2 separate regions of the Homo sapiens genome follow, and region 1 is linked to region 2. The links are chromatin loops, found by intact Hi-C in ENCODE. Cell type or tissue: PC-9. All regions are shown on one strand. Links, peaks and the distances in the headings refer to the core of each region. The heading gives the core; the rest is flanking DNA. Region 1 holds the start of LOXL4 (lysyl oxidase like 4). Region 2 overlaps CRTAC1 (cartilage acidic protein 1).

Region 1 (11,810 bases), core at 13-5,012, 370 kb after region 2:
GGTGGATCAGGCTTGCCCTCTCCGAAGTCCAGAGGAAGGGGAGCATTTAGGGAGGGCCCAAGAGAAGGGGCCCTCTGGGGACAGGTGGGAGGTGAAGGCCTTGCTGGTGGGGGCGGCCCGCCCAGAGACACCCAGGCTACCATCAGGCCTGCCCTCCTCATGGGTGGCAGGCAAGTCAGCGAGACCCAGGTGTGCAATTACCAGGCAGGGGGAGTCAGGCTGCATCCCAGGATCCCCAAGGATGGAGCCAGAGGCTGACCAGCACCCCTGTTTCCTCAGAACGGGGTTCCTCTAAGTCACTGCAACAAGGGCCTTCTAACCCTTTAGGGAAGCAGGATCAAACTGATTGGGGTGGCAGATGACTCAGACGTACTACGGGAGACTTCTCACTTGATGGGAAACACACAAGTCCTCCCTGACACGGATCTGGCAGAACCATGACTGTGGCTGTCGTTTACTGGTTGATGCAATCAGTTGTGACAGTTCCGCCTTGTTTCTGACAGAATATTTTTATGTCTCCTCTCTCCAGGTGCCCCACCCCACGCCTCACTTACACACAACCCAGTCACAGCCTGGCTTGATCAGAGCTGAGGAAATTCAGGAGGGAAGCGTTGGGATATTCGCAGTGGAATTGAGGATGGAGGCTCAGAGGCCCTCCCCAAAGCCCTAACGCCAGTCACTGGCTGAGCTGAGGCCAGAACAGTTTGTCTAAACTCTACACGTGGGTGTCACTGCAAGTATCTGCAGGAAAGTCTAGTGTTTTAACCAAGGACACGCGGTTTTATGTTCAACTGTTTTCACCGGGGGCGGGGGGTGGGGGGGCGTTCTGTACCTAGTTAATTCTGTTTACATAATTCGAGAGTGCAGTGTTTGTTTTCTGACTGTTTCTAGGTATTTCCCAGGATCCTGAAGGTCCTCCTTATTCACTTTCCTGTTTATTATTCTGAGGCACCCGTGAAGCAAGAAATCTGGGCACATTCCTCAGTAGGGCCTGTTTTCTCTCCCCCAATCCCAACACCTGCTGGATGTCCTGCCACAGACAACACCACTGCCAGTCAGTACTCACTGAACTCTGCGAGGTCCCACATGCCACACACATCACACACTCGCCTGTGTGCATACTTACTTGCCCCTCACATGAGTCCACACTCAGACTCATGCACACACCCTACATCACATGCACGCACATGAACACACACTCAGTCCCTGCCCCACAACCCTGCCTCCTGTGGGGCCTACGCCAGCCGCCCTCCTACCTGTAGTAGTGGCTGTCGACAGGCACCTCGCTGGGGAAGCCCAGCATCCCGCACACCACCCTGCTGTTGTTCATGGTCCAGCCCTGGTCACACACCTGCCGCCAGTGGCCCTCATACTTCACCTCCACGGCTCCCTCGGTCACTGGGCTATGCTGCTTGGCACTGGCAAGGATGGGCTTGAGCCGCACCTCCTCCAGCCGCCGGCCCTGCGGGGTGCACAGTCACCTGTGGGCCTCGGGGCTCCTGCTCCTCCAGTGGAGCCTGCTGCAGATCTTCATGCAGAAAGGCTGGGGCTTGGAGCTTTTCGAGACCATCCCACCCAGCCCGGTCATTGAACAGGCCAGGAAACTGAGGCCCAGAGAAGGGGAGGCATTATCAAAGGCCACAGAGTAAGTGCAAGGCAGAACCTCAGCTTGTCTAAGCCCTTTCCCTCAGTTCCTCGAATTTGTCAAATTGGAGAGAACTAGGCAGATCTGGCCCCCGCTGGGATCAGGATGGGAGCCCTTGGAGTTTGGGAGGCTTTTGCTGGGCATGGAAGGGCCTTCTCTGTACCACCCTGAGAGAGCTGAGATGGGCATAGACCAGCTGCTTGAGACCACAGCAGGATCCTATGGCCCACAAGAACCCCCAACCCTAGCCCTGGGATGACTTAGACCAGTACAGAGTCCCCATCACAACACGCTGCATTCAGTGGCCATGGCCAGCTGTCCTGAGGCTGGAGGCTGCCTGGCAGCAGAGCCCTGCCCTGCCCGCTCCTGTTGTTTGGCTTGGGCTGTTTTTAGCTCAGGGTTGTTTGTGCTGGGAAGAGGCAGCAATTGTGGCCAGGCCTCATGGATGAGGGAGCCCCTTACCCAATGCTGTCTCCCTTACGGGAGCAGCTTCTGCGATTCCCAGTGGGGTCAGCTCTGGTCCTCTGGCCTGCCTTGCCTCAGGCTGGGGCCCTCTATTTATGCACCTGCTGCAGGGCACACTCAGGAGTCGGCGGCCTGGGGACGATGCTCAGTGCAGACTGCACCCTTTCCCCTCGCTTATCCTCTAGGCCCGTCTTCTGGGAGGCTCTCTGTTCTCTGACCCAGCCCTTGGCTCAGACCAGAGCCTGAACAGCCTCCTCACCTGGGGCCCAAGGGCATTGGAGACAGTTTCAGAAAGGTAGCCACGATGGCGCCGGGGGTGGCATATCACCCCTACGTCTTCTGAGTGACTGCAGTCACTGACTCCCCAGCCATTAGACCCGCACTGGTCCAAGGAGCTCTCTGTGCCCACACAGCGCACATTGTCCAGCCAGATGGGTCCTGTGGAGTGGAGGTGATGCTCAAAGATGGCACAGAGAGGCAGGTCACAGGCTCTGCCTCCTGCATAGGACCCCACACTTACCAAGTCACCTCTTCCAAACCCTGGGAGAAAGTGGCAGGGAGGAGGAAGTTTGGGTCTCCTGGGGAATAAGTATTTATAACCCTGCCTGCTACCTCCTTTGGGTGCTGGCTCTTAGAGAATCTGTTTTTGGAAAATGCCGGGTAGCTCTAGGAATCAGACCTACCTGTTTGCCCATTTTTTCATTCAACATTCTCTAAGCACCCACTGTGTGCCAATTGCTATGTTCAAGGAACTTAGAGTTTAGTGGTGGTGACGGCGGTGGCCTTATTACAAGAGAGAATGGGAGGGTGGGAGTAGGGGCCATGTGCAGCTGAGGCACTCAGGAAATGCCGTGTGGAGGAGGTCACATGAGCAGGGTATTAAAGGATGGGTGGGTGTCAGTGAGCCCAGCCCAAGAAGACTGTTACCATCTCCTTGCCATCCCACTAGGTGGCACCAGTCACTCACCCTCCCCTTGGCCGTACTTGGCACTGTGGGCCCAGGTCAAGGCAGCTTCGAAGCCCAGCTGGCGGCAAGCCACTGTGGCCTCCTGGATAGCAAAGTTGTCATCACACACGGTGCCCCACTGGCCCTGGTGCAGCACCTCCAGGCGGCCCTCCTCTGGCTTGCTCTCTGGGCCCACCAGCCGGAGCTTAGTGGTGCCCAGTGACTGTGGCCTGCTGGGAGGGGGCTGGCCTAGCAGCAGCAGGAACAGAAAGAGGGTGGCTGGTGGGGACCACGCCATGGTGACTTCAAGGACAGCTGAGGCCAAGATACCTGAGGAATGAGTAAACATGACAGTGATCACCACCTCTACCCAGATCTCAGACCTCTGCAGCAATTTGGCAGCTCCTGGCAAGACAAAGGAAAGAAAACCCCCCTCAAATGTGTGTGTGTGTGCACGCGCACACACACACACAGTGGCATTAATTGAGTCTGGGCCAGGTTAGCTGATTTGGTTCAAATCCACCACATTCGCCATGACCTTGAGGAAGTTTAAACTTAACCTCACTGAGTCTCAGTCTCCTCATCTGTAAAATGGGGATAGTAATCTCCATCTCACGGTGTTGTTGAGTGTTAAATAAAACACCGTATGGAAAGTGCTTAGCAAAGTCCTAGCATTGGTGAGTACACAATAAACAGCAGCTCTTATACACCTAAAATCTTATGTGTAGGCAGACGAGGTGGTCCACCATTTGAGTCACGGGGATGCCCCCAGGGTGCCCTCAGGTCAAGACTATCTACCCCAGGGACACTGCCACCACCTTCTGATGTTCCTAGCACCCTAATCAAATGTGTGAAGTGCCGCCTTCACCTAGAAGGCACATGGAAGGCTGGAGCAGAAAGGGCTATTAGATGGGCATCAAGGACTCCACCACTCATTGGCTGCATGGCTTGGGCAAGTCTCTTCAACTCTCTAGGTCCTGACTCTTTCTTTCTTTTTTCTTTCTTTCTTTCTTTTTTTTTTTTTTTTCGAGACAGAGTCTCTCTCTGTCGCCCAGGCTGGACTGCAGTGCTGCAATCTCAGCTCACTGCAACCTCCGCCTCCCAGGTTTAAGCAATTCTCTGCCTCATCCTCCTGAGTAGCTGGGATTACAGGCGCCCACCACCACGCCCAGCTAATTTTTTTGTATCTGTAGTAGAGACGGGGTTTCACCATCTTGGCCACACTGGTCTTGAACTCCTGACCTCGTGATCCATCCGCCTTGGCCTCCCAAAGTGCTGGGATTACAGGTGTGAGCCACTGTGCCCGGCCCTGACTCTTTATTTCTAAAGTGAGGAGATGGAACCACATATCATCTGGATCCCTCCTGCAGCTTGGATACCCTGTGATAGCCTCACATCCATCTAGGCGTATGATTCATGTAGATTCAATACACATTTTTGGAATACTTGCTTCAGGCCAGGTGCTGGGACACAGAAATTAAGACATCGAACACCCTCCCTACCTTCATGAAGCTCAAGCAAGAAGAATTAGGGAAGCCTTTCAAAGAAGGGACACTTAACCTGAGCCTTATTGGGCAAATAAGATTCTCCTGGGTGAGAAAAGGGGCATTCGAGATACAGAGAAGAGGATTAGGAAAGAGGGAAAGAGGTGAGTTTGTGCAAGAGCAGGAAGTGCCCTTCTCTTACCCCCAGACCACAGTGTGGGGGTTTGGAGGGGAAAGAGATGGAGGGACGAGCTGGGGCCAATGATCAAGGGCCATGTGTACTACACAGAGGGTTTGCCTTCATCCTGTAGGAAGCGAGGGGCCAGGGGAGGGTTTCAGGCGGTAAACAGAGAGGGCCCCTGTCTCCAGGAGGCTGTAATCAGACGTTCTTTGGGTCCTTAGAGAGGGGATGAGGCTGGGGGCAGGTCCTCTCCCCCTCACACAGCAGCCTTGGTCCCGGGACCAGCAGGTGGAGAAGGGCATAGAGGAGAGAGTCTCAGCTGGTTAGAGCTGTCAGAGACCTCTGGAGCCACCGAAGCTGAAGCTCCTCCACCCCAAGGCTCTGCTGCCGATGGAAGCTAAGGCCGACCTGGAACAGGGGATGGAGAAGATGGGCTAAGAAAGCTCGTTCTGATGAGACCTGCCTCTTCCACGGCCATGGCTCCTCTTGGGGAATCATGCAGCTCATCCGCTTGAGTGGGGAGGCTCTCACAGGCCCCTGCCACTCTCACTTCCATGGATGGCATCTGCCCTACTCCCTCTCAACGGCCTTGGCCAGCAGGGCTGGGTGGAGTGGGCTCCTAAAAGTGCACTAAACAAGTTCTGGGAATGAAGCTCCATGGGAGTGGGGATGTGTTGTGTCCCCAGTTCCCAAAATAGTGTCAGGTGTGTAGGTGGCACTCATTCATATCTGTGGTTGCATGGATGGGAGGTGGCAGCACAGTGCTTGAGAGCACAGGCTGGGCGGTCAGACTGCTGGGGTTCGAATCCTGCCTCCACCAGTTCATTTGGAAGTGATCTTGGGCCAGCGATTTAGTTTCTCCCTGCCTCAGTGTCTCCCTCTGTAAAGTGGGGATAATAATAGTAACTACCTCATAGGATTTTTGTAAAGATTAAGTGAAGAAACATTAAATCCTTAGAAGAGCAAGCCTTCAGTAACAATGAACTATTATTATTATTATTATTATTATTATTATTATTATTATTATTATTTTTGAGACAGATTTTTGCTCTTGTCACCCAGGCTGGAGTGCAATGGCACAAACTCGACTCACTGCAACCTCCGCCTCCAGGGTTCAAGTGATTATCTTGCCTTAGCCTCCCAAGTAGCTGGGATTACAGGCATGCGCCAACATGCCCAGCTAATTTATCTGTATTTTTAGTAGAGACAGGGTTTCACCACATCAGTTCTTGAACTCCTGACCTCAGGTGATCCACCCGCCTTGGCCTCCCAAAGTGACGGGATTACCAGCGTGAGCCACTACATCGGCCAACAATGAACTATTATTAACAGCTACTGTGACAGCGACGATAGAACCGTTGGTCTAGATTGGTCCCACCTCCTCTCTGTACAAAGAAGGAAATGGAGGCCACGTCCGATCTCAACTGCAAGTCCTTGGTACTCCTCTTTGCAGCCTTCTCTAGATTTGCCCCTTTTCCCTCCACCCACACTGCAGAGCCTAGATGCTCCCCTCTCCACTCCCTGAGGCTGTGCAGGGGCTGCCTTCCCATTCTCACCTCTGCAGCTCTCCCCCTCTGACCCCTCCCACGCTTCCTTTCCAGACTGAAACACTGTCTTCTGCATGTCACTCAGAGGCTTGTGGGGGCTCCCAGCTGGCTGTCCCATGAGCAGAGTGCTCTCCATTGTTTCCCATTCCCTCCTCCGTGCTCCCTGGAGTAGGAGGTAGACAGCCAGGGACTGAGCCAAACCACTCCCCAGATGGCAAGAAAGGATGGGACAGATCGGCCTCAGGTCCCTCAGCTATTAGGACCCAGTGGTCACATGGGTCTGGGCTGAGTGACAACCACACCTTCTCTACCACCCCCAGGAGTTGGAATGCTTCTATCTCTGCCGCCAAATTGTGTCTGGAGTCAAATATTTTCCTTTCTCTGAGTCTCAGCTGAAAAACCTGTAAAATGAGGGGGTGGCACTAGACAGCCCCCCTATCCGACATGCTCTGATGGGGCCCAGGGTAGGCTGGGCAGGTCTGCTGTTTGGCTCCTGGCTGAAGTCCCTGACACACTGAGGAGGTCTTGTTACAGGCTGTGGACAGTCCCAGGCCAGCAGCTCCTTCCTCTCCAAGGGACCAACCTGAGGGCATGGGAGGGCTTCTGCTGTAGGACCCTGGGGTCTGGGCCAGGGAAGCTCCCTTCCATGAACGCTGCTGGAAGGTGGGGGGACGGCAGCGGGAACCAAGAGTTAGATGCAGGGAGAGTCCCTCTTATTGGCCTTCCTGCCCACTATAGGCCCCCGAGAGCTTTTGCTCACACCAGACTATAGCCTTCGTCTCCCAGCCTCCAAGCCTTTGCTCTCACTGTTCCTTTCCCTCTATCTAAGACTGTTAAACTCCTACACATCCCACAAGGCCAGCTCAAATGCCACCCCCTCCATTAAGCCCTCCCACAAAGCCTTCCACAAAGCACATTGTGTGTTTGCTTCCTGACCCCACAACCAGACTCCACCTGTCTGTTCCCCTAGCACTGAGCACAGAGGACCAAGCTGTGCATCCTCCCTCAGAGAAGGAAGCGGCCTCGAAAGTGGCCGTTACTTTCCCAAATAAAGGAGAAGGGGACAGAAGAGGGAAGGAAGGTGGAAGGGAAAGAGGAGGGGAGGGAAGTGAGGATAATAACTATACATTTTAAAATACGGATTAAATACTTATCTCCATTTTACAGATGAGAAGGTAAGGTCCAGGGAAGTCAAGTAACTTGCCCAGCCAGGATTCAAACCCAAGCAGCCTGGCTAGACGCCGGACTCTCAAAACCACCAAGAATGGATGTTGGAAGAGGGGGAGGAGGAAAGGAAGGCCGGGAGCCGACTGAAATTCCACCCTGTTCTGGTGGATTTATGACCCAGGCCGTGGTGTGAGGGCACTGGGCAGGGTGCTCTTCGCTGAATGCCGAGTGACAGATCCAAGATCTTGCCAGCTTGAGGCACAGAGGCACCTGCTCCAGGTGTGCCAGGAGATGCTGGGACCTGGCCTGACCTAGCGCAGGTAGGGAGGGCTGAAGACAGCAAATGCCCGAGTATTCAAGAGAGAGCATGGGGGGTGCTGTCCTGAGGGTGCAGCAACTTTAGGATGGCTCATCCCTTCTCTGCCGTTGGGCAGCTCTTCTCAGCAGCCTCCTCTCAGCCCTGTAGCCTCCCCGGGGTTACTGACTCTGTGGACCTGAAGCAGTGCCAACAAATGGTCTCTGAGCTGTACCTGTCCAGGCTAGGAAAGAGGGGGCTTGAAGTCTTCTGCCCCCTTCCCTTCGGTGTTTCTGTCACACGCCGACCCCCCAACATAATCAGCTCCGGTCTGGATAGTTGGAGAGCCCAGATCAGCCCTGGTTCGTTGTCCCCCAAGTCGTAAGTGTGACATCTGAACCCGCCTTGCCCCTTCCCTGTCTCCTCCCTGGAAGAAGGCAGAGCAATGGTTACACACGGCGTGTACACAAACAAGACACGCAGGCACCCCTGAGGCCTGGGCGCACCACTCAGGGCGGGCCTTGGGCCAAGCTCCCCAGCGTGGTCACTTGTCCAGTTGGAAGCAGGTTGGTGAGCGACTGGAGGGCCGGGCTGAGGGTCCAAGGGATCCCCCATGCACCCTAGGCCCAGTCTCCAGGAACCCTCAGAGGCCTGCAGACTCACAGAGAGACAGAAGGACAGATGGGACAGCAAGAGGCAGACCAAGAGGCAGACGCGCGGCCAGGCGGGGGCTCACCAGATGGAGCGCGGACAGTCCGGGGCTGGGCGGGCGCCGCGGCGGAGCAGCGCTAACGGGCTCCCTCCCCGGGCGCCCTGGGGCCTTTTTATCCGCCTCCCGCCCGCGGCCCCCCAGCCCCGAGCTGGCCGCGGAGGAGGCCCCGCAGGCCCCGCCCCGGGCGGGCCTGGAGTCCGCGGGCGCCCCGCCCGGCCTTCCGCGCGGCGCCCCCCGTCGGGACACAGGCCAGGTGGCGGGGGCGCCCAGCCGCAGCCGGCGGGGCCGGGAAGTCCCGGGGGGCGGGGGGAGCGGGGGGGCGGCGGGGGGTCGCGGGGAGCGGAGCTCTCGGGAAAGGGCGGCGCTGGGCCCGCGGCTGTTTTGCAGGGAGGGCCGCGGCGGCCTCGGGAGTCCCTCTCCCAGGCAGTTTCCTCTTTTGCAGAACAAGGTAATGACGCCCACCTAGAGTCCCAGTCTGTGAGTCCTGGTGGGTGCCAGGGCCCCCGGCACAGCACCCTTCGCACGGGAGCGCCCGGCTGTCACAGGGGCCGAATCTCACGAGCTCGGTCACTTAGGACAATGTAGACGCCCTTTCTGGGAGGCCGGGGCTCAGTTCAGAGAGGTCGAGGTGGCGCGGTGCAGCGGTGCTCTCCTGCAGGAACAGGCGAGTCACCCAGAGTTTACTGAATACCGCCCCCCCCCCCCCCCCCGCCCTCCGTGTGAAACTCTGCGCTGCCCATTGTGCAGCTGGGAACACTGAGCCCCAGGCGACATAACTTGCTCCTCCAGGCAATACACAGTGAATGGGAGAACCCCTTCACAGAGCTGAATGATGCAGTCCTGGCCCTTGTCAGACTCACGGGAGGAGGGTGTTAGTGCAGGGAGCAGGGACTGTAGAATTAAAGAAATGTGGACATGGCTGACAGAGAGGAGTCCCATCAGCTGAACTGAGCACCTAGGTGCCTGAACCCCAGTCCAAGCCCCCAGTTTCTTTCCCCTAGACCTGGTCCTGCCCTTAGCCTCACTGGCCCCATCTGTAAAATGGGCAGAGGGTTCCAGCCTCCCGGTTTCCTCCCTAGGCCCACAGCTGCCCAACCTGGTTCCCCCTCTTGCCCCCACCTTGCCTAAACGTCCTTCCAAAGGTTCATTCATCCCACAAGCCTTTATTGATTTTCTCCTACATGCTAGACAGGGTGCTGGAGTGCTAGACGCTGGAGGGGGCCTTCCCAGTCTGGTGGGGGAGGCAGATGTGCAAGTAAGAATAAGCCTGGACAGGCAGAGTGTGATAGAGCTAGGATGTCAAGATGGACCTTTTCGATCCTGGGTGACAGCCAGGTCTTAATGACCCTGCTGCCAGGGACCTGCCATCCACTCCTGGCTGCCCGTGTCCAAGATGTCCCCCCAGTGCCCCTGCCCCACCCCAGCTGGGCCCAAAACATTCCCCATGATGAATCAGCAGGAAAGAATGCTCCCAGCCTCGGGTCAGTGGCAGCAGCCCAGCTCCTCCCCCAGGGACAATGAGGCAGCTGTGGGCTTGGGTGCCAGGTATGCCTAAGCCCTCTCCTAGGGCCCAGCCACCTCTCATGCTGAGCCAGAAGCAACACAGAGGGTTCGGAAACGTGGGCTCTGCCTGCTGCCAATCACTCACCAGGCCTGGCTGCCCAGAACTAAAAATACCCTGGAGCGCAGGGGCGGGCGGAGGATAGAGACCAGGGAATGAATGGATGTTGCCCGGAAGTCCTTTAATTTGCACAACTCTGGGCAGAGGCCAAGGCTGGGAAGCAGTGGAAGTGGGGATCTCTAAGGCATGCGCTGTGAGCCCCCAACCCTGAGAAGTGAGGGGCTCTGGTCCCAGCCCCAGCCCATGGCGTACTAACAGTGGGATTTTCTCGGCTGAGTTGTCATCTCCTCATCCTTAAATGTGATTGCTGTAGGGGTCAGATGGGACCACTGGATTCATCTCAATCAGCTTTCATTTGATTGAGAAAGCCCTCTTCTTCCCTCCTGCCTGGCTATGTTCACCCGGCCTCAGCCCAGCGCCTGTGACCCTCTCCATACTCTTTATATAATGGTCTGTGTCTGCCTTAACTCTGGACACCCCCACCCACCCCCGAGCTTCTTATTTATCTCTAAACCCAGATCCTGTCACAGAGCTTGACACATAGCAAGTGCTCCAGAAGTGCTCACGGATTGAATAAATGGACCTAGCGGTGCGTGCCAGTTTCTGGTCCCCAAGGTGATACAGACAAGCCAGAGGTGCTTCCTATCTTGTCCTCAAGGAATTTGCAGAGTGGTGGGGGAGACAGAGCCACAATCAACCAGCAGGACAAGGCATCATCACCATTATCATCATCATGGCTGGCTGGGGTCGAAAAACCGGTGGACAATGCTTTCATCATCTCCTGTTTACACAATGAAACTGGGACACAAAGGGGTTAAGTGACTTGGCCAACATCACACAGCTGTTATCTGCAGATGGGAGCAAGTGATCAATGACGGCGAAAGCACAGGGCTGTGTGGATGCTGGGCAGGGAAGTCTGAGGGTTGAAGCCTTCCCAGAAGTGCCTTGGAAGGTGGATCTGATACACTGGGTAGAGAGGGGGGAAAGTGGAGTGGTCAGGAATAACACTTTACGATGTTGTGGAAGCCGTGAAGCACCATGCAGGTGTCTGGAGTTACCGCAGCTCCCCTGATCCCTCAGCCAGTACCCAGGGACTTGGATGTGTAAGCATCACCTCTCCCTGCCTCCTCCCAGGGAAAGGAGCTAACATGAATCTCTTCCCCATGGGGTGCTTCTCAACCCTCCCTTCCTGCCTAAGTCAGGGTCTGTACTTTCCTCCCAAGTGGGAAGGCCAGAATCTCCTGCAGAAAGCGGTGGCCTCCAGGGTGCACCTGGTTGAACCCAGTAGTGACCCTGGTGGAGTGCCCAGTGCCCATGCCTGCTGGCAAACTTCCTCCTCAGCAGCCTTCAGGACTCAGTTCTAGCCTCATCTCCTCTGTGACTCAGTATGGAGGAAACTGTACAGCTTTAAAACTGGGCAACCTGAGTTCTAGCTCTGCTTCTGAATTGTGTGGCCTCGGGTAAGTTATTTTGCTGTGCCTAAGGTACTGCCTCCTGCATCTATTTGTCCTGCCGTTGCATTCCTGCCTCCTCTAACACTCAGTGCTGTGGCAACAGCCCCCAAACTGCTCTCAGTTTTTCCCTGCATCTCACTGTTCCTGACGTCAGTCTTTCTAAAGTGTTGTCTTGCTCTAGCTCAAGAATCTTTAATTGCTCACTACTGCCCACAGGAGAGAAGGAATCTCCAGTTGCCTCTACTCACTTCATTTTCCATATTCTACCTACCCTTCAGGCCTAACTCCGATTC
Region 2 (11,810 bases), core at 2,396-7,395:
GGAACCCAGCTTCAGCCCATGGGGTTGTGGGTGGTGCCCGCTTTTCTGGCTATGAGGCCCAGATGCCTTTGCCCACCTCCAGTGGGGCTGGGTCCTGAAGTGTGTCCTCATCCCGGGGGTAGAGGATCTCCAGCACTGAGTTCATCTCCCCGCTGGCCACGTTCCGGCTCACCATCTTGCCATCTGGCCACGTCACCTCCACACTGCTGGCTTCATCCTTCCCTGAGGGGCAGAAGGAGAGAGCATCAGCAGCAGAGGAGAGCAGGAGGCTCTCAGCGGAAGCATCAGCATCAACTAATTCATCCATTGAATAAAAGCATGAATTGAGCACTGTTCTAAGTGCTAGGGAAATGGTGAACAAGACAGATTTGAGGTCCCTCCTCTCTGGAGCAATGCTGTCCAATAGACCTGTCTGTCTGCAAGGACAGAAATGTCCTGCATCTGTGCTGTCCAGTACAGTAGCCACTGGTAACATGTGGCTGTTGAGCACTTGAAGTGGGACTCACGTGATTGAAGAGGTGAATTTTCAATTTTATTTAACTCTAATTAATTTAAATTTAATGGCCACACATGGCTGGTGGCTGCCATGTTGGATAGTGCAGCTCTTGAACTCACGTTCTAGCAGACAGGCCAAGCATCAGGAGGCTGTACTGGAGGATACAGTAAGGCCTGTGATAAGCAGGTTGTCTTTGGAGTCTGGCATTCAAATCATGGCTCTACCCCTTACCTGGTATGTTGGAAAGAGCATGGTGGGAAGTGGGTGGGAGACCTGGGGACAAATCCCAGCTGTGCAGCTAACTGGCTTTGTTATCCCAGGAATGCTTCTTGTGTTTCTATTTATTGAGCTCTGCTAAGGGCCAGGCTCTCTCTTGTCACTGGGGATGCCCCTGTTCTCATGGAGTTCCCAGTCCAGTTGGGGAGACAAGCAAACAGATGAACAAATAAATAATGCCAGATATTGACAAAAGTAGGGCAAGTAGGTAAGGAGGAGCTGGGGGTTGCCAGGGCCTTGTCTAGTCAGGTGGTCAGGGACAGCCTCTTAGGGAGGCGGCATTTGCACTGAGCTCTACATAATAACTTGGAAAAAGAGCTGGGCATGGTGGCTCATGCCTGGAATCCCAGCTACTCAGGAGGATGAGGCAGAAGTATTGGCTGAGCCCAGGACTTCAAGGCCAGCCTGGGCAACATAGTGAGACCCTGTTTCTGAAAAAAATAAAAACAAACAAAAAACAACTTAGAAAAGATGGAGTGATAAAGAGATGGCAGGTGGAGGACAGGGGAGAAAGACCATTCTACAAATCTAAGATGCTTACAGAAGATGATGGGAACCTCAGAGATATTCACAGTGAATCCATTTGCACACAACCCTAAAGCAACGTGCCACATCATTGGTGGAAAGCAGGCTGAAAAGATTTGTCAGATGTTTAGGCACTGTCAAAGCAGGCCCCAGCTCCCCGCGTAAGGAAACAGGCCCGTCACTGTGGCAAGGTCAGGCTAATGGTGATGGATTGGGGTGGGGAGGAGGCGGGGGCTGGGCCTCACCTTCCAGGAGAGGCTGCTCTCAGGTCAGCCCCTGGGAAGGAGAGCTGTGCCCAGCACAGACAGGGGGAGAACACAGCCCACTCTATCACCCATCAGGGCTGAGCAGATGTGGGGACACGGGGTCCTGCAGGGGGACCTGAAGTCAATACACTCCCCCAAACACCATTCCCAGGCTAAATAATATATCACCCACATATATGCACCATTATTTTTCCTAATATATGTAGATACTGTTAGAAAACAAATTAAACTTAAAATTGCTGTTGAATGTATATTCGCATTTGGTCATTACTATCCACCAATGAATTTTACAATGATAGCTACTATGGGGTGGACGGTAGTTGGCAAAATGTCTTGATGTATAAAAGGGGTTCCCATATTTTAGAAAAGGAGGTTTGGAGGCCACATGCAGACTTGGAGGAGAATCTCTGTGTAGACTTCCTGTAGAGACCACTGTGGGGCATGGAGGAAGGGAGCCGGGTGCTGGGGGGAGGACCCATGATGAGGGAGGTTCCAGAGGGAGTTACGCCTTGTGAGCCACATCCCCCAGCTTCTAGATCCTTCCCATGTTTGGTCTCCTTTTGCTCTCTCACCCTGGCCTCCAGGGGAGTATCACTGGAACATCCCAGCCTTGCTGCTGCCATGCTGTGAGCCTATGAGGGCCAGGACCAGAGCTACACTCTGAAGAGTCCATGGAGAGGCAGCCGCTGCCCTCATGGGCACAGCAGGCAGCAGCAACGGAGAGGCTCGGAGACAGAGGCTCATCCTCACACACTGAGTTCCCCTCCCACACAGCTCAGTTTCTCTTCCCACAGGGAAATCCTCTCTTTCCAGGCCCAACCTTACCGTTCTGGGTTTTGCTTTATCAAGCAAGAAATTATTTCTCATCACTCCCTCAATCTACAAGAATTCCTTCTGCAGAAGCGGGGTGAAAATGGGACTGGGGAGTGCCAACTACAGATTTTTTTTTCTTTTTTCTTTTTTTTTTTTTGAGATAGTATCTCAATCTGTCACCCAGGCTGGAGTGTGGTGGTGGGATCTCAGCTCACTGCAACCTCCCCCTCCCAGGTTGAAGCCATTCTCCTGCCTCAGCCTCCTGAGTAGTTGGGATTACAGGCATGTACCACCGCGCCTGGCTAATTTTTGTATTTTTAGTAGAGACAGGGTTTCGCCATGCTGGCCAGGCTGATCTCAAACTCCTGACCTCAAGTGATCCACCCACCTCAGCTTCTTAAAGTGTTGGGATTACAGACGTGACCCACCACACCCGGCCAGATTTCTTTTTTTTTTTTTCTAATTTGAAGTAGAATCTTGAGGCGCAAGAGATTTGGCATTTTCAGGGTGTACAGTTCCCAAGTTAAGTGGCACATATAAAAGGTAAATATTTGCCATTAAAAGAAGGAGACAAAGAACAGCAAATGTTTCTTACCTAAGCCTGCAGAACAGCTACATGAATGTGTTTTCCAGACTGACTGAAGGGCCACAAAGGACCCAAAAGAGTCACGGAATATTCATAGACAATCACAGATTTGCATGTGGTACTTGCGGCACTTAGGTTTTTTTTTTTTTTTTTTCTGTTTTTATTTTGAGATGGAGTTTTGCTCTTGTTGCCCAGGCTGGAGTGCAGTGGTGGGATCTCAGTTCACCACAACCTCCGCCTCCCAGGTTCAAGCAATTTTTCTGCCTAAAGCTTTCCCGAGTAGCTGGGATTACAGGCACCTGCCACCACACCTGGCTAATTTTGTATTTTTAGTAGAAATGGGGTTTCTCCATGTTGGTCAGGCTGGTCTCGAACTCCTGACCTCAGGTGATCCACCCAGCCTCGGCCTCCCAAAGTGCTGGGATTATAGGCGTGAGTCACCACCACCAGCGGGACTTAGTTTTGAGTACTGCTTCCGCAGCTTCCTCCAGACCCAGACGTGGTGCAGGGGGCCTGGGGCTATGAGATAAGCAGGCCTCAGAAAGCACAACCAGCAGGACTCCCTCCTCTGCCACTGTGTTTTGCTAACTTGGGCATCCTCTCTGGGCCTCAGCTACTTCATCTGTAAGATGGGGGTGCTGGCCAACAGCCTTACCACTCCTAGGAAGCACAGCCTTTCTACCCTGGAGCAGGAGTCCTGGCCTGCTGTTAACCATTCACCTCAGCATCCCTGGCACCATCGGCTCTTGGTCATGGGGTCTCCCTACAGTTTCCAAAGGGCTTTCAGGTGTTGGTAACAACAGTGAACACTGACAGCGTGCCCCAAGCTGTACCAAGTGCTTTATGATGCTAACGCATCGAAACTTCACATCTCCACGAGGAAGGTGCCAGTGTTATCATTTCTGCCTTAGAGATGAGAAGGTGGAGCCATGGACAGATGCAGTGAATCGCCCAGTTGCCCAGCAGAGGTCCGAGAGATCCCAGAGCCGGTATCTACTGTGCCCCTGTTACACTGCCCACCCTATCCCACGCCCAGCAGCCACCATATACCAAGCTTTGTGCAGGGATTTGGGATTCAACAGAGAATGAGACAGACCCAGGCCCCATTCTCATGATTCCCATGGGAGCGATGAATACAAGTGATTATATTATAAGCTGGGAAAGTGCCACAACAGCACTGTTACCATGTGGTGAGAGAGATGGGTCATTTCATTTGGGTATTGCAGGAGGAGTAAGAGTTTGTGAGGCGGAGAAGGGAAGGAAGGAGCGTTCCAGGGAGAGGATACAGTGTGGGCCAAGGTACAGCAGCGTGAAAGGGTAAGTTGTAGCTGAAGATCGGGAAGAAGTTCAGAGCGGGAAAGAGTGTCAGAATGTGTATCAGGTGGGAATGTGTATCAGAGGAGACTGGGGAGGGGCTTCAGAGGCTTCACACTTACGAGGTGGGTATTTATCCCCATTCTCCAGATACTGACATTGAGGCTTGACAAGGGGAAGTGACTTGCAGGTGTCTGAGCTAGGACTGGAAACCAGTCTCCTGTCCTTAGGCGCAGCTCATCCCTCTGCCCAGGAAATCTGCGTAACATCTTAAGTCTTTCCGGGGCTGCACGGGCTGAGGGGGACTGGCTCCCAGACACCGCACACCAGCAGCCTCGAAGCCAGCTGGTCCTGCCAGGCCTGTGTATAGGGGAGGGCTGAGCAGAAGAGCGCCCCCCATTAACCAGCAGAGACATGAGGTCAGGAGCAGCAGTGAGTCACCTCTGGCAGCTTTTAAAGGACAGAGGCCAAGGAGGCAGAGAGAATTGCACTTTTCAGAAGAATTACAAACAAAACAGATGGTGGGAATACAGTTGGTAGAATATTTTTGCACTTTAATAAAGCAATTTTTATGTGGGCCACTGAATTTCCCTTCCCTAAATGAGCATCAGCCGGCTCGGAGAGGCAGCTCTGAGTCACCTGCAAGCAATTAGCTGAAAGGCGGTGGCATGTGTGGGTGGGGCTGGGGCACCAGCAATACCAGGGGCAGTGGAGGCGGGAGGGAAGGGGGGGAGGGGGAAGGGGGGAGGGAGAATGGTTGGGGTGGCTGCCTGAGCCAGTGACTCCCAGTGGAGCTGGCGGAGGCAAATAGATGATTGGTGTTGTTTTTATTTTCCGGGTTTGGGAGTGAGCTGCCTCAGCCCGCTGCCAGCTGGGAAGTGGAGGGTGGGCATGTGGGGCTTGGGGGTGGGTTCCGAGCAACCAGGTTGGCGGTGGGGGAGCCCTCGACCAGGGCCATAAGCAGAAATGCTTATTTTCAGCTGGAGGTCCGTCTGCACCGAGGAGCAGCAGGGACAGGCCAGGGTGAAGAGGGGCTGTGGAACTTGGTGGGGGGGGGTCCACTGAGCAAGGCAGGGTCCACTGAGAAGGGACCCCACAGCAAGATGTCGCTATGAGAGCTCTGCACAACACAGTGGGCCCTCTGGGAACCCCGCATGCACTCATTACCCATGGACGGAGGTGGGGAGTACAGGTGAGGGCCTGCGTCCTCTGGGTGTGCTCCCGCGGGAGCAGACACGATGTACATGGGGCAAGGCTGAGGCTGTCTGAGAGATGCACACGTGTACACACTCACATACATGTCCGTGTACTCACACATGCGCACTGCACCTTGCTGCAAAGTCATGGGGAGGCAGCGCGTGACTCATGGAGGCAGGAAGGGGGCAGGGGCCCTGGGGGCAGGCAAGCTGAAGCCTTGTGAGTGCTGGCAGGGGAGCTTCCCGCCGGCCCCTCCCCTCTACTCCTCAGTCATGCGGGACCTCAAGGCAGGCCTTTCTCAGATTCATGTTGTTGACATTCCCGCTTCTCACCCCAACTGCTCAGAATTGGAAACAATCTAACTGTCCTTCCAGAGGGGACTGGGTAAATAGATGATGAGTGTGAGTGCTGTCTCACAGTGAAATACTCCACAGCACTGAAAGGAAACAAGATATATGCACAGACTTGGTATGCTGTCCAGGATGTGTACACACACACACACACACACACACACACTCTCACACGTGTATGTAAGACAGGCTCTCACTCTGTTACCCAAGCTGGAGTACAGTGTTGTGATCATAGCTCACTACAGCCTCAAACTCCTGGCCTTGAGCGATCTTCCTGCCTCATCCTCCTGAGTAACTGGGACTATAGGCTTGCACCACCACACCGGGCTAATTTTTGTAGAAAGGGGGGTCTCGCCATGTTGCCTAGGCTGGTCTTGAACTCCTGGCCTCAAGCAATCCTCCCTCCTTGGCCTCCCAAAGCATTGGGATTACAGGTATGAGCCGCTGTACCCAGCCTTGGACATAGGTTAAGAGGGGGAAAAAAAGCAAGTTACAGAAACAATTGGAAAATATCATTCTTTTGATTTTAAAAATTGCCAAGAAATATGTGTCTGTAAGTGTGTTCCTGTGTATATGACACGTAATAAAGGCATATCACAAGCATGACCTGTCCAACCTGGACCACTGTGTTGGAAAACTGCTCCTTGTTGCCCCTTCCTCTCTGCACTCCCAATCCATTCCTCTGTTCTGCATTTTCTTTTCTCTTTTCTTTTCTTTCTTTTTTTTTTTTTTGAGACGGAGTTTCGCTTTTGTTGCCTAGGCTGGAGTGCAATGGCACAATCTTGCCTCACCGTAACCTCTGCCTCCTGGGTTCAAGTGACTCTCCTGCCTCAGCCTCCCGAGTAGCTGGGATTACAGGCATGCACCACCACGCCCAGCTAATTTTGTATTTTTAGTAGAGACGGGGTTTCTCCATGTTGGTCAGGCTGGTCTCAAACTCCTGACCTCAGGTGATCTGCCCGCCTTGGCCTCCCAAAGCGCTGGGAGGACAGGCGTGAGCCACTGCACCCGGCTGCATTTTCTTTTTTTGTAGCCCATTATATCTTCTAACATTTTATATATTTACCTATTTACTATGTGTATTATGTATATAAGTTCCTTCTACTGGAACGTAGATGGCTTGTGGCAAGGATCTTCAGTTTTATGTTTGGCACACAGTACGTGCTCAGTAAATATGTAGTCACTAAATGAATCAAATGATATTGAGGGAAGGTGAAGGAAGAAACATTTACTTTTTCCTTAATATTCCAAACAGTGGTGAAATGATGAGTAATTTTTCTTCTTTTAAAAATAGTTTTCTTATTTTCCTATAATCAATATACATTGTTTTTACAATCAGAAAAAAAAAATTTCCCAAACATTCCCGTTCTTTGGACTGGACCTTCCCACTTCTGGGCCTTTGGCCAAGCCAGCCCAACTCCTAGAATGGTCTCCTTAGGCCCTCGTCCACCCCTTCTAAGCTCCTACTGTCCTTCTAGACCTAATTCCAGTCCCACTTCCTCTGGGAAGCTGCCCAGAACAAAACTGATTTCTCTCGCCTGAGTCCTCTCATGGCCACGGGGCCAGTATGGCGGTGTGTCCAGATCTGCCTTGCATGAGAGTCCCGTGTCCATCTGCCTTCCTCCGCCCACTGCCAGCCTGGAGGGCAGGGGGCATTTCTTCTCTGCCTCTTTCCCCATGTCTCTGCCTCTCTTGGTCTTCCACAGGTTCACCTCTGTCTTTCTGTCGCCCCCTGTTCTCGCACCCCCATGTCCTTCCCTCCATCTGGCCTTCTCCACTGGCGCCCTCGCTCCTGCTCCATTGCTGGCTCCCCCATCGGTCAGGAAGGGCTGTGCTGAGCTCCACTCATAAAAGATCCAGAGGGGCCTTGGAGCTGCAGGGATGGAACTGCCCCGCCTCTCGCTGTGTCCCTGGCGGCTGGGTTGGCCACCTGCTGAGGCGCCTCGTGACCCAAGGGCCCTGCCCCTAGAGCAGCCTGCCTTCTAGTGCCGCTGGGAATGGACCCTGTCAACAGAGAGAGGAGTCTGCCGGGAGGCCCCTTAGAGCAGTTTGAGCCAGAGTTCAGACCAAGAACAAATCCCAGGGCCTTGCAAAATAGCAAGGACTTGCACCAGGCGGAGCTCCCAATGAAGTGCAGTGTACATAAGCCTGAGTGTGGGGAGTAGGTGCCCAGAAGGGGCTCTTGAGCCTCCTTCTCCCCACCACATGACCTGGCTAAGGCTTTCCAGTTAAAAAAGCAATCTATTCTCCTGGCAGGGCAGATTCTGGCCAGAGAAGGGACCAAGTGAGGCCCCTAATACACCTCTTAAAATAGCAGAGGCTGCCCCTGAGATGTGGGGAAGGAGAATCTCAGCCCCCATTCTGCCCTTGCCATTGATTTGCGAGGTGAGCCTCAATGTCCTTATTGGCACAACGGAGTGGGGGAGTTGATATCCAACCAGAACCCTGGATAAGCAACCACCTACGATACCGTGGTGGTCACCTTGGTGCTTGGCTGGCTGCACAAAGCAGCTACCAGAGGTGTTAAGCCACAGTCAGGAACTCAGACCGTGGCGTCAGGGAGGTGGGATCCAAATCCAGCTCTCCTTACTCTGTAGATGTGTGGTTTGGGGCAAGTTACTTGACCTCAGCCTCAGTTTTCTGACCTGTAAAATGTGGGTTATGTTACCTGATTCTTCAAGTTGTGAAAATCAAATGAAGTGACTTAGGCAAACCACTCAGCCCAGTGCCTGGCACATACTAATTGCTTGATAAGTGTCGGCTACTGCTACTTTGCAAGACAGGACTATGTATTTAAAAGGTATCTTGTGCCTTTAGGGCCAGCTTAGCACATAGCTGCCTTAGGAGTGATAAACACTCCAACCTCAGGCTGACTTATCCAGGGTGAAATAGCCCAAGAAAATGATCATATAACCAGGCTCTGGGTCCCCTAAATATTTATTGCTTCTTTTTCAGACTACACATAAATATTATGTGTTCCCTATAAAAATTGGAGCACACACACACGACAAAACATATGGAAGAAAATAAAAACCACACGCTCAAGGAAGCCTGGGTTTGAATCCCAGTGCTGCCATTTAAGTATCATGTGACCTTGGCAGGTTTCTTAATTGTTCTGATCTTCAGTTTTCCCATGTGTAACATGGGGATAATATTGCTCATCTCACAAGGTAGTCATGAGGATTAAATGAAGTAATAAGAGTGAAGTGCTTGGCACTGTGTCTAGAATAAGTGAGAGTTACTATATTAATCCAGCCACTCTGACAGAATCACTGTTCTCACTTTTTGCATTGCCTTTCAGTTTTTTTTCTGCACATATGTGTGTATAATATTAACATTTGTATTTACTAATTTGAGACCATAGTGCCTATTCCTTTTATATTAAAATGGTATCATCTCATGAGGTGTGAACACCTGGGGAAGGTGTCTGATTTTGAACCTAGGAATGTTTGACTCCAGTGCTTTCTGAACCATTGCATTTCAGTGAAGACACTCTGGGCTCCTCTACTCCTGCTGGTGTTTCTCAATGTTTTTTCCATCACTGTAATCCCCTTACCCTGCCAGAAGCCTCTTTAGACTTTTTCCCCAATTCCCCCCATACATTTATTTTAAAATGTTGTATTTTAAAATAATTATAGATTCACAGGAAATTGCAAAGATAGTACAGAGAGCTCCTCTGCGCCCTTCACCCAGTTTCACCCAATGGTTGCAGGTTGCCTACCCAGGGATCTGCCATGGCATGAGGCACCACAAAGACCCTCTCGGGCTGCCCTTGATGATGGTCACACCCACCCCTCTCTCTTCCACCATCTCTAAGCCCTGCCAACCACCAATCTGTTTTCCGTCTTTATAATTTTGTCATTTTGAGAATGTTATGTAAACAAAAATCTACCATACGTGACTTTTGGAGATGAGCTTTTTCTCCCCTTTTCTCACTCACCATAGTGCCCTGGTGATCTACCAAGTTTTTGCACGTATCAATAGTTTATTCTTCTCATAGCTGAATAATATTCCATGGAAGGGCTGTATCACAGTCACTTGAACTATTAACACCTAGGTTGTTTCTAGTTCTGGGCTATTAAGTATAAAGATACTATGAACAAATGTAAAGATGTTTGTGTGGATATAAGTTTTCATTCGTGTGAGATAAGTGGCTTGCGATATGATAGCTGGGTCATAGGGTAGCAGTTGTTTGCTTAGGTTTGTTTTGTTTTCTTAAAATAAACTGTCAAACGATTTTCCAGTGTAGCTGTATCATTTTACATTTCCACCAGTGATGTAGGAGAGATCCAGTTTCTCTGATCTCCAGAAGCTACCTGGATCCTTGTCAGCACTTGGTATTGTTGCTATTTTTAATTTTTGTTCTAATAGGTGTGTAGTGATAGTTCCATTAATGCCACAGATATACTGTATATCTGTTCATGTGCTATATGCATGTTGATGCTTTTTTTATTTTTTGAGACAGAGTCTCACTCACTCCAGCATAGGCTGGAGTGCAGTGGTGCAATCACGGCTCACTGCAGCCTCTACCTCCCTGGGCTCAGGCGAGCCTCCCACCTCAGTCTCCCAGGTAGCTGGGACTACAGGCATGCGCCACCACGCTTGGCTATTTTTTTTGTACTTTTGGTAGAGATGAGGTTTCGCCATGTTGCCCAGGCTAGTCTCGAACTCTTGAGCTCAAGGGATCCACCTGCCTCAGCCTCCCAAAGTATTAGGATTATAGGCATGAGCCACTGTGCCCAGCCCCTGATGCTTTTACATATATATATATATATATATATATATATATATATATATATATATATATATATATGATAGGATTTTGTCATCCCCCTGCCCTTGCCAAGAACCCACTCTCTCCCCTTTGGGGTGACTTCACTCCCGTTGAGAACGCATGGTTTCCCAAGCCTTCTGTCCAAGACTGAACCAGCTCCCAAGAGGCCAGGGAAACAGCTGGTTTGGACACGTTTGGTGCAGCCCAGCATTTGAACAAGCCTACAGCCTTGAACAAATGGAGGATTAAACACTCTGACCCCAAGGTGAACTAATTCCACAGAGGCACTGGGGTGGGGACTCCAGCAAGTGAGATGCATGAAAATCTAACCAGCACTTCCCACTCGCCTCTTCTTGAGCTCAGGCTCATCTCAGAGTAGGGTTTGTCCCCAGTAGCTGGTGTCCACCATGGCTGTCACAGTAGAGCGGAGCGGTGCCCAAGGATGCTCGGGCTGTGAGTCCCTGAATCAGTCAGCATCCTGATAACAGCTCACTGTCCCCCACCGGACCCCGACTCACCCAGGCCAAAGTGTGCCACGGGCTCCATCTCACACAGGTAGCCTGAGCCCCCGTCGATGATCCTCAGGTGGGCCCCACTCTTCTTGGTGTAGAGCACGACCTTAGCTCCCCTGGCAAAGGCCCCAAACCGGGTGCGTGGCACCACTCGCAGCCAGTTGTTGTTGAAGCCCTGCAGAGAGGGTGAGAGGCAGACACCCGGTGGGCATCAGCATGGTGGGTGGGAAGAGCAGGGAGCCAGGGAGGACGGGAGGGGGAGAGGGAGAAGAAGGAGGAAGAGAAGAAAGCAGGCAGAGGAAAAAGATAGAAACAGGAAGCCAAACAAGAAAAATGAATGAGGCGAAGACAGATTGGCTGAATGAAGGAGAGGCACTGCAGACAGAGGAGACAAAAGCCGAGGGACTCAGGGCACAGTGTTTGGCAGATAAATGATACTGGAAGGCAGAGAGGCAAGGGCTTCTCCCAAGGCGGCCCTTCCTGAGCTTCCCGGTGCTGCTGGAATTTACTTCCCTCCTCCAGGGCCCGGGACTTCCATTACCCACCATGCTGGCCAAGCCAGCACCCCGGCACCTTGCCCTCACCAACTCAAGGTACCCGAGAGCACACAGGGCTGGGATCTGTGGCTCCTGAGGTCTTAGCGCACCTGATTGCCCCGGAAGACGGACAGCGGCTGAGCCATGGACTCTCCATGGGACAAG

Evidence for each region. A loop is a pair of places that touch in the nucleus more often than their neighbours do. Peaks named below come from ENCODE experiments on the same cell type or tissue, not always from the same donor. Only the 100,000 strongest peaks of a DNase experiment are listed, where the experiment ranks them.
Region 1: it touches region 2 in a loop (3-fold over the local background); 1 of 110 quality-filtered maps calls a loop at or near these places.

The regions. Positions count from the first base shown.
Region 1 is chr10:98,259,666-98,271,475 of GRCh38, forward strand. It overlaps LOXL4 (lysyl oxidase like 4), which reads right to left and starts at 8,529. Exons shown (of 15, transcript NM_032211.7): 1 at 8,467-8,529; 2 at 3,078-3,386; 3 at 2,370-2,548; 4 at 1,257-1,462. The coding sequence starts at 3,354. It overlaps LOC124902489 (a long non-coding RNA gene), which reads left to right and starts at 8,777. Exons shown (of 2, transcript XR_007062260.1): 1 at 8,777-11,523. RefSeq lists enhancers at 1,819-2,708, 7,475-7,976, 7,977-8,476. In PC-9, for the core only: a CTCF peak has its summit at 3,077 (motif pointing right); DNase peaks (open chromatin) are centred at 3,076 and 4,516; H3K27ac peaks cover 692 bases.
Region 2 is chr10:97,884,130-97,895,939 of GRCh38, forward strand. CRTAC1 (cartilage acidic protein 1) reads right to left here. Exons shown (of 15, transcript NM_018058.7): 10 at 11,756-11,810; 11 at 11,116-11,284; 12 at 77-222. Among named protein-coding and RNA genes, the nearest start is that of MIR3085, 14 kb to the left of the region's middle. RefSeq lists enhancers at 4,071-4,684, 4,685-5,297, 5,298-5,910, 5,523-5,817. In PC-9, for the core only: a CTCF peak has its summit at 4,661; DNase peaks (open chromatin) are centred at 3,442, 4,902 and 5,732; H3K4me3 peaks cover 472 bases; H3K27ac peaks cover 3,153 bases.